Regions from separate parts of the Homo sapiens genome. Here region 2 is linked to region 1. A link is a contact called in ENCODE Hi-C or POLR2A ChIA-PET data. All regions are on one chromosome and are shown on one strand. Each heading gives the region's core, a stretch centred on a gene start or an enhancer-like site at or near the end of the contact. The rest is flanking DNA. Distances are from core to core; before and after follow the strand shown.

Region 1 (7,725 bases), core at 5,226-7,725:
TTGGTTTTATCAAACTTAAAGTATTCAAAGGATACTGTTAAGAAAACGACAAGATGAGTCACAGATTGTGAGAAAAAAATCAAAATCTGTATATCTGACAAAGAACTTGTGTTTAGAATATATAATGAACTCTTGTCCTCAGTAACAAAAGACAACTTTTAAACTCAACTTCTAAAAATGGGCAAAAGATATAAATAGGCATTTTGCAACAGATATATAAATGACTAACAAGCAACTGAACAGAGCTCAACATCATTAGTCAACATGGAAATGTAAATTAAAACCACATTGAGAGGCTGGGCACGGTGGCTCACGCCTGTAATGCTGACACTTTGGAAGACCAAGGTGGGCGGATCACTTGAGGCCAGGAGTTCGAAACCACCCTGGCCAACATGGTGAAACCCTGTCTCTACTAAAAATGCAAAAACAGGTAGCCAGGCGTGGTGGCGGGCACCTGTAATCCCAGCTACTCGGAAGGCTGAGGCAAGAGAATTGCTTGAACCCAGGAGGCAGAGGCTGCAGTGAGCAGAGATCACGCCATTGCACTCCAGCCTGGGCAACAAGAGCGAAACTCCATCTTAAAAAAAACAAAACAAAACACACACACACACGCACTGAGAGACTGCCTCTCAATACCCTCTAGACTGGCAAAAATAAAAAAGATTGATAATACCAAGTGTGACGAGGACATAGAAGAACTGGAACTCTCATACACTGCTGGTGGGTGTGTAAAATGGTACAATCACATTGGAAAATAGTTTGGCAGTTTCTTATAAAGTTAAACATAAACTTATCATACAACCACATAATTCCACTGTCAGTATTCTACTTAAGAGAAAAATATGTCTACCCAAGGAAGTCTAGTCAAATTTTCATAGCAAGTTTATTTATAATAGCCCAAAGCTATTATAAATATAATAGCCCATTCAAATGCCATTAACAGGAAAATGGATAAACAAAATGGTATATCCGTACGTGGAATACTAATCAACAATAAAAAAGAATGACTTACTAATACATGCAACAACATGAATAAATATTTTAAAATAATGTTAAAGTAAAAGAAGCCAGACACAAAAAAATTCCCTATCACATAATCCTGTTTACATGAATTTCCTGAATAGGCAAAACTAATCTTGTAATGGCAGAGAAAGCAAATGAGTGGTTTTCTGGGGCTGGGGTATGGGAATCGGCTGCACAGGGGCATGAGGGAACTTTTTGAGGTGGTGGAAATATTCTATATCTTGATTGTGCTGGCTGGCGGTTACACAGGGGGTTTACGCTTGTCAAAACTCATTGAGCTGAAAAAGAAAATCCCACATTAAATGGTACATTTAAAATGGGTGCATTTTATTATATGTAAATTTTTCCTCAGTAAAATAACTTTTTAAAAACAACCAGCCCATTTGTTTAGCAACAAAAAAATTAGTTCTGCATGCCCCGGGGTGGCAGGGAACAAGATAGCTAGAGGCCAGAGAGGGAGTCAGTTGACTCTTTCTTAAATAGACTTTACTTTTTAGTAGTTTAGGTTCTCAGCGAAATTGAACAGAAGGTACGGAATTTACCATTCACTTCCTGTTTTTATATCCTCACAGCCTTTCCCACTAACAACATCCCACTCCAGGATGATACATTTGTTACATTTGATGAACCTACATTGACACATTATTATCACCCAAAGTCTAAATTCACTTTTGGTGCTGAACATTCTATGAGTCTGGACAAATGTATAATAACATGCACCCATCATTATAATATTATACAGAATAGTTTCATTACCATAAAAATCCTCTGTGCTCTGCCTGTTCATCCCTCCCTACTCCCTAACCCCTGGCAAACACTGACCTCTTTACTGGCTCCATAGTTTTCCCTTTCTAGAATGTCATATAGTTGGAATGATACAGTCTGTGGCCTTTTCAGATTGGTTCCTTCCACTTAGTAATATTTAGCATCCCTTCTTATCTTTTTATGGCTTGATAAATCATTTATCTTTATTACTAAATAACGTCATTTTTTCTAGATGTATCACAGTTTATTTATCCATTCATCTATTAAAGGGCATCTTGATTGCTTCCAAGTTTTGGCAATTATTAATAAAGCTGCTACGAACATTCATGTGCAGGTTTTTGTGTGGACAAAGTTTTTAACCATTTGGGCAAATTAGGAGCATGATTGCCGAATCATATGATAAGTCTATGTTGTGCTGTGTAAGAAATTGCCAAGCTTGGCTGGGCATGGTGGCTCATGCCTGTAATCCCAGCACTTTTGGAGGTCGAGATGGGCAGATCACCTGAGGGCAGGAGTTCGACCTCACCTCACCAAAGAAGATATACAGGTGGCAAATAAATATATAAAAAGATGCTCACATCTGTCATAAGGGAATTACCAATTAAAACAACGAGATACCACTACACACCTATTAGAATGGCTCCAATCCAAAACACAGACAACACCAAATGCTGGCGAGAATATGGAGCATCAGGAGCTCTCACTCATTACTAATGGGAATACAAAATGGTACAGCCACTTTTGGAAGAGAGCTCAGCAACTTTTTTTTTTTCTTTTGAGACAGAGTTTCGCTCTTGTTGTCCAGGCTGGAGTGCAATGGCACAATTTCAGCTCACCGCCTCCGCCTCCCAGGTTCAAGCAATTCTCCCGCCCCAGCCTCCTGAGAAGCTGGGATTACAGGCATGCGCCACCACGCCTGGCTAATTTTGTATTTTTATTAGAGATGGGGTTTCAGCATGTTGGTCAGGCTAGTCTCGAACTCCTGACCTCAAACCCTCCACCAGCCTTGGCCTCCCAAAGTACTGGGATTACAGGCCTGAGCCACTACACCCAGCCTGCTTCCCCATTTTTTAACCAGTTTGTTTGTTCTTATGGTTGAGTTTTAAGAGTTCTTTTTTTTTTTTTGAGATGGAGTCTTGCTCTGTCGCCAGGCTGGAGTGTAATGACACGGTCTCATGGCAACCTCCGCCTCCCGGGTTCAAGCGATTCTCCAGTCCCAGCCTCCCAAGTAGCTGGGATTACAGGTGCCCACCGCCACGCCCAGCTAATTTTTTGTATTTTTAGTAGAGACAGGATTTCACCATGTTGGCAAGGCTGGTCTCAAACTTCTGACCTTGTGATCTGCCCACCTTGGCCTCCCAAAGTGCTGGGGTTACAGGTGTGAGCCACCACACTCAGCCTATTTTTTTTTTTTTTTTTTGAGACAGAGTCTTGCTCTGTCGCCCAGGCTGGAGTGCAGTGGCGCAATCTTGGCTCACTGCAACCTCCGCCTCCAGGGTTCATGCCATTCTCCTGCCTCAGCCTCCAGAGTAGCTGGGACTACAAGTGCCCGCCACCATGCCTAGCTAATTTTTTGTATTTTTAGTAGAGGTGGGGTTTAACTGTGTTGGCCAGGATGGTCTTGCTCTCCTGACCTGTGATCTGCCCGCCTCAGCCTCCTGAAGTGCTGGGATTATAGGCGTGAGCCACCGCACCCAGCCTTACGAGTTCTTTGTATATTTTGGATAACAACAGTTTATCAACTATGTCTTTTGCAAATATTTTCTTGCATCCTTGGCTTGTCTTCTCATTCTGTTAACAGGGTCTTTCACAGAACAGAACTTTTAAAATTTTAATGAATCCCAGCTTATCAATTATTTATTTCATGGGTTGTGCCTTTGGTGTTTTATGTAAAAAAGTCTTCACCATAACTAATACCCAATACCCAATGTCACACAGATTTTCTCTTGTTGTCTTCTAGGAGTTCTATGATTTTGCATTTTACATTTGGGCCTATAATCCATTTTGAGTTAATTTTTGTGAAACATGTAAGATCTTTGCCTAGATGTTTTTTCAAGTGTTTGGCCAGTTCTTCAGCGCAATTTGTTGAAAACAATATCTTTGCTTCATTGTATTGCTTTGTCGCTTTGTCAAAGGTCAGTTGACTGTATTTATTTGGCTCTATTTCTGGGCTCTATTCTGTTCCATTGACATATTTGTCTATTCTTTCACCAATACCATACTGTCTTGATTAGTGTAGCTTTAATAATTAGTCTTGAAGTTGGGTAATGTCAGTCTTCCAACTATGTTCTCCTCCTTCAATATTGTGTTGGCTATCCTGTCTCTTGCCTCTCCATATAAATTTTAGAATCAGTTTGGCAATATGCAGAAAATAACTTGCTGGGATATTGGTTGGGTGTACTTGGCCATTCTTGCTTTGGTGTAAAGGAATACCTCAGACTGAGTAATTTATGAAGAAAAGAGGTTTAATTGGCTCACAGTTCTGCAGGCTATAAAAGCATGGCACCAACATCTGCTTGGCTTCTGGTGAGGACTTCAGGAAGCTTACAATCATGGCATAAGGCGAAGTGGGAGCAGGCATGTAACATGACTAGAGTAACAGCAAGTGAGCCAGTGGGGGAGGGCCTAGATTTTTAAACAACCAGATCTTGAGCAAGAATTCAATTCTCACCAATGGGAAAGTGATAAAACATTCTTGAGACATCCGCCCCCACAATCCAATCACCTCCCAGGCCCCACCTCCAACACTGGGAATAGTATTTTAGCATGAGATTTAAAGGAGACAAACATCCAACTTATACCATTGGGATTGCATTGAAATTATAGATCAAGTTAGCAAGAACCAATATATTGACAATATCGGATCTTCCTATGAATGACTATGGAATATATCTCCATTTTATTTAGTTATTTGATTTCTTTCAGCAGAGTTTTATAGTTTTTCTCACATAAATCTTGTGCATATTTTGTTAGATTTACACTTATTTCATTTTTTGAGGTGCTAATGTAAATGATATTGTGTTTTTAATTTCAAATTCTAATAGTTCATTGCTGGTATATAGGAAAGTGATTGACTTTTTTGTATTAACCTTATATCCTGCAAAGCTGCTATAAGCACTTATTAGCTCCGGGGTTTTTTTTTTAATCTATTCTTTCGGATTTTCTTTTCTTTTTCTTTCTTTCTTTTTTTTTTAAATTGAGACAGAGTCTTACTCTGTCACCCAGGCTGGAGTGCAGTGGTGCAACCCCGGCTCACTGCAACCTCTGCCTCCTGGGTTCAAGTGATTCTTGTGCCTCAGCCTCCTGAGTAGCTGGGATTACAGGCATGCACCCCCATGCCTGGCTAATTCTCGTATTTTTAGAAAAGACGGGGTTTCTCCATGTTGGCCAGGCTGGTCTCGAACTCCTGGCCTCAAGTGATCTGCCTACCTTGGCCTCCCAAAGTGCTGGGATTACAGGTGTGAGCCACCACCCCGGCTCTTTTAGATTTTCTACGTAAACAATCATATCATCTGAGAGCAAAGACAGTTTAATATTCCTTCTTAATCAGTACATATTTTCTTTTCTGGTCTTATTACATTATTAGATCTTCCAGTATGACACTGAGAGGTGACAGTGTGCTGGCAGTCCTCACAGCCCTCGCTCGCTCTGGGCGCCTCCTCTGCCTGGGCTCCCACTTTGGCGGCACTTGAGGAGCGCTTCAGCCCGCCGCTGCACTGTGGGAGCCCCTTTCTGGGCTGGCCAAGGCCGGAGCCGGCTCCCTCAGCTTGTGAGGAGGTGTGGAAGGAGAGGCAGGGGGGGTACCGAGGCTGCGCGCTGTGCTTGCGGGCCAGCGTGAGTTCCGGGTGGGCGTGTGCTGGGCAGACCCCGCACTCCGAGCGGCCTGCGGGCCCCACTGGCCCTGGGCAGTGAGGGGCTTAGCACCTGGGCCAGCAGCTGCTGTGCTCAATTTCGCTCCCGGCCTTAGCTGCCTTCCGGCGGGGCAGGGTTTGGGACCTGTCGCCTGCCATGCCTGAGCCTGCCCGCCCTCCGTGGGCTCCTGTGCGGCCCGAGCCTCCCCGACGAGCGCCGCCCCCTGCTCCAGGGCACCCAGTCCCATTGACCACCCAAGGGCTGAGGAGTGCGGGCGCATGGCGGGGGACTGGCAGGCAGCTCCACCTGCAGCCCCAGTGCGGGATCCACTGGGTGAAGCCAGCTGGGCTCCTGAGTCTGGTGGGGACATGGAGAACCTTTATGTCTAGCTCAGGGTTTGTGAATGCACCAATCGACACTCTGTATCTAGCTACTCTGGTGGGGCCTTGGAGAACCTTTATGTCTAGTTCAGGGATTGTAAATATACCAGTCGGCACTCTGTATCTAGCTCAAGGTTTGTAAACACAGCAATCAGCACCCTGTGTCTAGCTCAGGGTTTGTGAATACACCAATCGACACTCTGTATCTAGCTACTACCAGGGGACTTGGAAAACCTTTGTGTGGACACTGTATCTAGCTAATCTGGTGGGGACGTGGAGCACCTCTGTGTCTAGCTCAGGGATTGTAAACGCACCAATCAGCGCCCTGTCAAAACAGACCACTGGGCTCTACCAATCAGCAGGATGTGGGTGGGGCCAGATAAGAGAATAAAAGCAGGCTGCCAGAGCCAGCAGTAGCAACCCGCTAGGGTCTTTTTCCACACCGTGGAAGCTTTGTTCTTTTGCTTTTTGCAATAAATCTTACTGCTGGTCACTCTTTGGGTCCACACTGCCTTTATGAGCTGTAACACTCACCGCGAAGGTCTGCAGCTTCACTCCTGAAGCCAGTGAGACCACGAGCCCACTGGGAGGAATGAACAACTCCAGAAACGCCGCCTTAAGAGCTGTAACACTCACCATGAAGGTCTGCAGCTTCACTCCTGAGCCAGCGAGACCACGAACCCACCAGAAGGAAGAAACTCCGAACACATCTGAACATCAGAAGGAACAAACTCCGGACACGCTGCCTTTAAGAACTGTAACACTCACTGTGAGGGTCCACGGCTTCATTCTTGAAGTCAGTGAGACCAAGAACCTACCAATTCTGGACACAGTGAGACCAAGAACCCACCAATTCCGGACACAACACTGAAAAAGAGAAGTGAAAGAGGACACCCTTACCTTGTTTCTGAGCTGAGAAAGCTTCTTGTTTCTCACCATTAATAGGTGTTAGCTATAGGGTTTTGTTAATGTTCTTTATCAAATAGAGGAAGTTCTCTTCTAGTCCTAGTTTGGTGAGAGTTTTTATCATAAATGGGTATCGGACTTAGTCAATTTTTTTTTGTATCTATTGATGTAATCTTGTGATTTTTCTTTCTCTGTTGATGTGATGGATTATAGTGATTGAGTTTTTGAATGTTGAACCAGGCTTGCATACCTTGGGTAATTCCATTTGGTCACGGTATATAATTCTTTTGTTTTGTTTTGTTTTTGAGACGAAGTCTCGCTCTGTCACCCAAGCTGGAGTGCAGTGGCGTGATCCCAGCTCACAGCAACCTCCACCTCCCAGGTTCCAGCGATTCTCCTGCCTCAGCCTCTGGAGTAGCTGGGACTACAGGTGCGTGCCACCATGCCCAGCTAATTTTTGTATTTTTAGTAGAGACAGGGTTTCACTATGTTGGCCAGGCTGGTCTTGAACTCCTGACCTCGTGATCCACCTGCCTCAGCCTCCCAAAGTGCTGGGATTACTGGCGTGAGCCACTGCACCCAGCCTGTTTTGTTTTGTTTTGTTTTTTGAGTTGAAGTTTCCCTCGTCATCCAGGCTGGAGTGCAATGACGCGATCTCAGGTCACTGCAACCTCCACCTCCCAGGTCCAAGCAATTCTCCTGCCTCAGCCTCCCAAGTAGCTGGGACTACAGATGTGCACCACCACGCCCAGCTAATGTTTGTATTTTTAGTAGAGATGGGGTTTTTACATGTTGACCA
Region 2 (6,941 bases), core at 550-3,049, 88 kb after region 1:
TCCCACCATAGGCTCCTGAGTAGCTGGGACCACAGCTGTGCACCACCACACCCAGATAATTTTCTTATTCTTTGTAGAGACGGGGATCTCACTGTGTTGTCCAGGCTGGTCTTGAACTCAAGCAATCCTCTCGCCTTGGTCTCCCAGAATGTTGGGATTACACACGTGAGCCACCGCCCCTGGCCGGATTTTATTTTTAACTCTGGCTCCACTCCATGAAGACTGGCTGTTAACTGAAGGTGGCCATGAGACTATTGATTTATATTAGAACTAAATAGCCAGAGGCTGGGTGGGCGGTTCACGCCTTATAATCCCAGCACTTTGGGAGGCTGAGGCAAGTGGATCATTTGAGGTCAGGAGTTCAAGACCAGCCTTGGCCAGTATGGTGAAACCCCGTCTCTTCTAAAAATACAAAAATTAGGTATGGTGGTGTGTGCCTGTAATCCCAGCTACTTGGGAAGCTGAGGCAGGAGAATCGCTTGATCCTGGGAGGTAGAGGTTGCAGTGAGCCGAGATCGCACCACTGCACTCCAGCCTGGGCGACAGAGTGAGACCCTGTCTCAAATCAGTCAGTCAGTCAATCCATCCATCCATCCATCCATCCATCCCAGAAACTTACATTTTACTTTTCAGGTATTATTGACCATATCATTTTGTGTTTTACTTGTTGTAAACTATAGATGAAATCCTCTTATGTTATCTGGGGTAATATTTCATTGTACTTTTCTTGAGTCGCTGATTTTGTTTTTCTTAAGTAGTCATATTCTTCTTTGCATTAGCTCCTTGAAAGAATAGAGTTGAATGGCTTCCAATTAGCAAATAGGCCTTTATGGGCATACATTTTATTTATTGACAGTATTTCTAACTTATTTTTTTTTAACCATTTTTACTTGGATTGACTATTTTTGCCTACTTTTGATATCATACAGCATGCATTTTTAAAGTCACCTAGAATTCTTTTCAGAGCAATTTAAAGTATATAAAAAACAGTAATATTTAGTGAACAGCACTTGTTCTAAAAAGCTCCCCTTTTCATTCTAAGGTGGTGGGATTCCCTGTTGCTTGTGGGTTTAAGTTCAGACTCCTTATCATGGAAACACAGATTTTGTGATGTGGCCTTATTCTAAGATCATTTCCCACTATCCTGTAGTCTAGGCACACAGAAGTCTCCCCTGGTAGACCACATACTTGCTTTTATCCTTCCTTTACAGTTATAAATATTGAGCGTAAGCACATAGTAAATTTTTGTTGCCAGTTATCCAGAGTAATTGATACATCATTTTATAAACTTTTGAGAGGAGGATGTTAGAAACCATTCCATCACACTTTTAATAAAAAACGGTATCATCTCAGGTGGAAGTGAGGCCTATTCACAGATCTCCTAACAGGTGATTACTGTCTCTGTGGCAAGGAGAACTTTTATGAACCTGCCCTTTGTGAGCTATGGGTAAATAAGGAGTCTTGGATTTATGACTGCAGCTACTATTAAATAGTGGACAGTTTGAACCTCTCTCTCTCATGATGAACTGCAGATATGTGACTTAAATAAGCCACCCAATTCTGAACTGAGCTTTATATTGCAACTTACGGGTTAAAGTATTTTCACAATCACCGTCCCAGTTGACCCCCTCAAAATTCTATGAGTTAGAAAGGACAGGCATCATAACTATCTTAAATGAAGTACTTCAGGCTAAGCACTTATCTAAGTAGGAAGTTTATATTCACAACCAACTTGAAGATGAGTCAGTTCTTTTTTCTTTTTACTACATATCAAGTTGTCCCTGTATATATAACAGTTGTTTTGCAGTGATTTGTAGTTAAACTTCCTTTCATGATGCATTTGTTAGTCATCCCTACAAGGTGTGTTACGTTTTAACTGAAAGAAAATCAGTTTCTGAAGTATCTTGCAATCATTTCTGGCATCCATTTTTATATACCTCTATGAAGTGAGAGTGGTGTATTCTAAAACTTTGTGGTTTTGATACTTAACATTTTGTGGTTTTGTGGCTAATAAAGTTGTAATTTTGGAGTTAGATGTGATGTTTGTGCAGATACGTGAAAATCAGACATTAGTATTTCTGTTCTTGTACCTACATTGATGAGAGCAGAACTGTGTGTCCTAAATATCTTTTACAGTGTTTAATAGCTAGCGGAGTGATAGGTACGATAAGTTTATCAAGATATCCTTGAACAAAGAGCTATGACAAAAGAAAGTACTTGCTTATAGTCATGGAATTTTGCTATGTCTTTCCTGATAATATCTCTAACCAAAATAGTTGTGAAATCATTTATTCATCCAGCATGTATTTGAGTACCTCCTATGTGCCTGGCATTAATCTAGAGCGGGAATTGGCCAACTATGACCCACTCACCAAATCCATTCTAGTCACCCCTTATTGTAAATAAAAGTTTTATTGAAACACAGCCATTCCTATTCATTTACTTATTGTCTGTGGCTTCTTTTTTACTGTAAAGGCGAAATTGAGCAGTTATGACAGACTCTATGGCCCACAAAGCCTAGAATAATTGCTCTCTGGTGCTTTAGAGAAAAAATTTGCCAGCCCTAATCTAGAGTGCTGGGAATATAACTCTGAAAAAACCAAATAATTTTTTCAGTATGTTAAATTTGTTTTTTTTTTTTTTGCTTCCATATTATAGGCTCTTTGTGCCTAGAAACTTATTATTTGCTCATTATGCATATTTTAATTCATGTTGAAGGACAGTGTTATTACAAGTAAGTTGTTTTCCTCTGAATTTGTGTAGGTATCTTTTTCCTCAGTAACCCTTTTCCCTGAAATGGGAGACTAATTAAGAACTGTGTGCCAAAAACCTCTGCAAGGATAGAGACTTCAGTTTCCAGTATGTGGATAAGAAACTAGATTGAGGAAGGCTTTACTCTGGGGTGACGTATCTCAAAATAGGTGAAAGAGGAAAAATACAATGAAGTGTAATCAGAATCAAGATTTAATAAAAGGGCCGGGCGCAGTGGCTCACGCCTGTAATCTCAGCACTTTGGGAGGCTGAGGTGGGTGGATCACCTGAGGTCAGGAGTTCAAGACCAGCCTGATGAACATGGTGAAACCCCGTCTCTACTAAAAATACAAAAAAATCAGCCAGGCATGGTGGCGGACGCCAGTAATCTCAGCTAGTCGGGAGGCTGAGGTAGGAGAATCACTTGAACCCAGGAGGCAAAGGTTGCAGGGAGCCAAGATTGCGCCACTGCGCTCCAGCCTGTGCAACAAGAGCAAAATTCCGTGTCAAAAAAAAAATAGATTTAGTAAAAATAATTTGTTTCATCAGGAATACTCAGCAAGTGAAACTGGTTTTTTGTTTTTTAACTGTGAGAGTATGGTGATGAATATAATGACTACTATTAGGTAGTCATTACATAATGACATCACCATATTATGTGACATCTCCTTGTCATATAACGACAACTGTACTATTATAGTATGGTTTGGTGCCGCTGTCTTGATGGCATGTTAAAGCTCTAGCTGTTTTACCCTTCATTGCTTTTACACTGCCAATGCAAATGTCAACACAGTGAATAAGACGAATAACAAGTTCTTGTTATTATGAAAATAGGGGCTGGGCGCAGTGTTTCATGCCTGTAATCCCAGCTCTTTGGGAGGCTGAAGCGGGTGGGTCACCTGAGGTCAGGAGTTCAAGACCAGTCTGGCCAACATGGTGAAACCCTGTCTCTCCTAAAAACACAAAAAGTCATGATGATAGGCACCTGTAAATCCCAGCTACTCAGGAGGCTGAAGCAGGGGAATCACTTGAACCTGGGAGGCGGAGGTTGCAGTGAGCCAAGATCGTGCCACTGCACTCCAGCCTGGGCAACAAGAGCAAAACTCTGTCGAAAAGAGGAGAGGAGAGGGGAGAGGGGAAGGGAGGGGAGAAGATGGGGTTGGGAGGGCAGCGGGGAGGGGGAAGGACCTCTGAAAGGATCTCAAGAATCCCCAGGAGTCCACAGATACGCTTTGGGAACTACTGATTTAGAGTGTGGACTCCAGCCAACTGCTTGGGTTGAATCCCAGCTCCTCACTTACTAGCTGTGTGTCCTTGAACAGTTTATTTCTCTGTAAAATGAGAGTGCTAATAGTACCTACTTAATAGGACTATTATGAGGATTAAAGGGATTGGTATTTATAAGTGCTTGGCACATAAAGTTCTATATAAGTATTGCTCAGTAAATGGTAAAGCAAGTTTTCTTCTGTAAAAAATGTGCAGTTTCATGAGCAGAAAAGATATAAATTTAGAGAATGACCATATATTAAACTTTAAAATTAGGGAAGGACATTCATTTACAATTGAAGATTTACCTTAGGGGGAGAAGAGATTTTTTAAAAGGTTTTGGGTGGAGGGGTTGGGGGGAAGTACAAAGTCTACATAGTTGAATTAAAAGCTTTAAGGGCAAAGAGGGAATAAAAAGCCATAGATAGATCGATCAATCTGTGGTAATCGTGAGAAGAAAGAGAATGAATGTCCATGAATGTGGAAGCCAGTGGGAAAATTTGAACGGGTTCCTCTTTTTGCAAATAAGAATATTGGGTGGCCTTGTGCTGGTAAAAACTGTGCCTTGTTCTTTAAGGTATGTGATATGAAACCTAGGTCAGTTTGAGAATATGAAATTCACTGCAACTTAATTTTACTAATAGAATTACTGTTTGGTATGCTAAATTAGTCACATTGCTAAATGAACCTCTTTCTGAGTAGGCTGAATGGAAAAGATGCCCAAAAGCTTGGAGCATGAGGCCAGGCATCCTTGTTTTTTTGTTTTTTTTCTTTTTTTTTGGAGTCTCACTCTGTTGCCCAGGCTGGAGTGCAGTGGTGCAATCATGGCTCACTGCAGCCTCCGCCTCCTGGGTTCAAGCACTTCTGCCTTAGCCTCCAGAGTAGCTGGGATTACAGACGCCTGCCACCACGCCTGGCTAATTTTTGTATTTTTAGTAGAGACAGGATTTCACCATGTTGACTAGGCTGGTCTTGAACTCCTGACCTCAAGTGATCTGCCTGTCTCGGCCTCCCAAAGTGCTGGGATTACAGGTGTGAGCCACCGCGCCTGCAGGCATCTTTGTTCAGTGCATGAACTGTATAGTCATAGGTGGCACACCTTGCTGACAGATCTAGATCTCTTCTTAAACAGCAAATTCAATTTCTTTAAAAGGAGCCTTTCTCGTTTTTTGCCTTGGGATAAATCCTTGGCTACTAGTGGTGGTGTGCAGGTAAGGTGGCAGGGCAGTTTCATTCATACATTCAATCAATATTGAATGCCTGCCATTTACCAAGCATTATTCAAAGCATCAGTGAACAAAATGGACAAAATCCCTGCCATTAGGGAGGTAACATTTTAGCAAAGGGGAGACACAATATAATAGTAAATTAAGATTAGGATAAGGACGTTGAAGAAAAATAAAACCGGAATTGATGCTGGGGACAATTTTAAATAAGTGGCAAGGGAATTCCTCCTTGAAAAAGGTAACATTTGAGCAGAGACCTGAAGGAGGTGAAGAACCTAGTCATAAGGATTTCTGGAAAGTAGAAGGAATAGCAAGTACAAAGGCCTCAGACAGGAAAATACCTGTCATACCCAGCAACGTGTATGGTAGGAAGGGGAGTAAAAGAGGAAGTCATGTAATGGGGGACCAGATCATGAAGAGCCTTTAAGTCAAGGTAAAGAATTTGTCTTTTAACGCTTTGTAAGTTGGGAAGCCACTGGAAGATTTTGAGTAAGCAGGCAGTGTGATTGATTTAGATTTTAATAGGATCACTGGCTGCTGTGTTGAAAATAAAGTATAGCGGGGCAAGAAGCAGGGAGATATATATACCAGAAGCTGTGTTATCAATTGCTGCATAAGAAACTAACCCAAAATTCACTGGCTTAAACAACAAATATTTATTATCTCACACAGTTTCTGTTGGGAATATAGAAGGGCCTCAGCTGTATGGTTTTGGCCCAGAGTGTTTCATGAGGTTGCAGTTCACATGTCAGCTAAGGCTGCAGTCATTCAAAGATTTGATCAGGGCTAGAGAAGATCGGCTTCCTGGTTCACTCATATAGCTGTTGGCCAGAGACCTCAGCTACTCGTCACATGAGCCTTTCTCTGTGAAATGGCCCTCAGCTTCTCCAGAGTGAGTTACCAAGAGAGAAAGCAAAGCAGAAACCACAGTGTCTCTTATGCCCTAGACTTGGAAGATATGCCATTACTTCCATGGTATTCTGTTGATCTCCCAGACCAACACTGATAAAATGTGGGAAGGAACTGCATGAGGCCTGACTACCAGGAGGCTCAGGGAATTGGGGCAGACCACCTAGGAGGCTGGAACAAACAGACAGAAAATGACATTTAAAAATAAGATACACCATTTATAGTAGATTTTAAACAAATACCTAGGAATATCCAAAAGATATGCAAGACCTCATCACAGAACACTATAAAACATTATGAATCTAAAGGAGAACTAAATAAACTGAGAGATATACAGTAGTATTAGCACATCTGTAGATTCAACACAATTCCAATAAAAATCCTATTGGTTTTTACTTTTTAAGTGGAAATTGACAAACTGAATCTAAAATTTATGTGGAAATGCAAAGAGCCAAGAATAGCCAACACAATCATGAGGAAGATTAAAACTGATACTAGATATCAAAAAAAACTGTATAATTTAGAATAGGATAGAGAAATAAACCAGTAGAATAGAATAGAGAGCCTAGGAAAAGACCCATACATGTATGAGGCCTAATGTGTGGGCAAAGATGAGACTGTAGGGAAAAGATGATCATTTTAGTAAATGGTTTGGGGTTAATTAGATATCCATATGGAGAAAAGCATTAATCTTAACTCTTAACCTCATTCCATACCAAGAAAATCAACTCTAGATGGATTGCAGATCTAAAAGTGAAAGGCTTAGCTTCTCACATGCCCAGCCTTGGC

Evidence for each region. A loop is a pair of places that touch in the nucleus more often than their neighbours do. ChIA-PET counts read pairs that join two places held with the same protein, here RNA polymerase II (POLR2A). Pooled maps may share reads with other maps.
Region 2: a map of head of caudate nucleus shows a loop between it and region 1 (6-fold over the local background). The contact joins two enhancer-like sites. A Hi-C loop is called at or near these places in 1 of 168 maps with a recorded cell type or tissue (head of caudate nucleus), 4 of 37 single-sample maps with no recorded cell type and 4 of 50 pooled maps. POLR2A ChIA-PET finds 5 or more read pairs at or near these places in 2 of 52 experiments (OCI-LY7 and naive thymus-derived CD4-positive, alpha-beta T cell).

The regions. Positions count from the first base shown.
Region 1 is chr15:80,010,949-80,018,673 of GRCh38, forward strand. No RefSeq gene overlaps it. Among named protein-coding and RNA genes, the nearest start is that of BCL2A1, 44 kb to the left of the region's middle. RefSeq lists an enhancer at 6,620-6,779. Within about 2 kb of position 6,476, at least 3 of the 41 ENCODE cell types and tissues checked have a DNase peak (open chromatin) inside an H3K27ac peak, as active enhancers do.
Region 2 is chr15:80,103,957-80,110,897 of GRCh38, forward strand. The region is part of intron 2 of ZFAND6 (zinc finger AN1-type containing 6); the gene reads left to right. Among named protein-coding and RNA genes, the nearest start is that of FAH, 46 kb to the right of the region's middle. Within about 2 kb of position 1,800, at least 3 of the 41 ENCODE cell types and tissues checked have a DNase peak (open chromatin) inside an H3K27ac peak, as active enhancers do.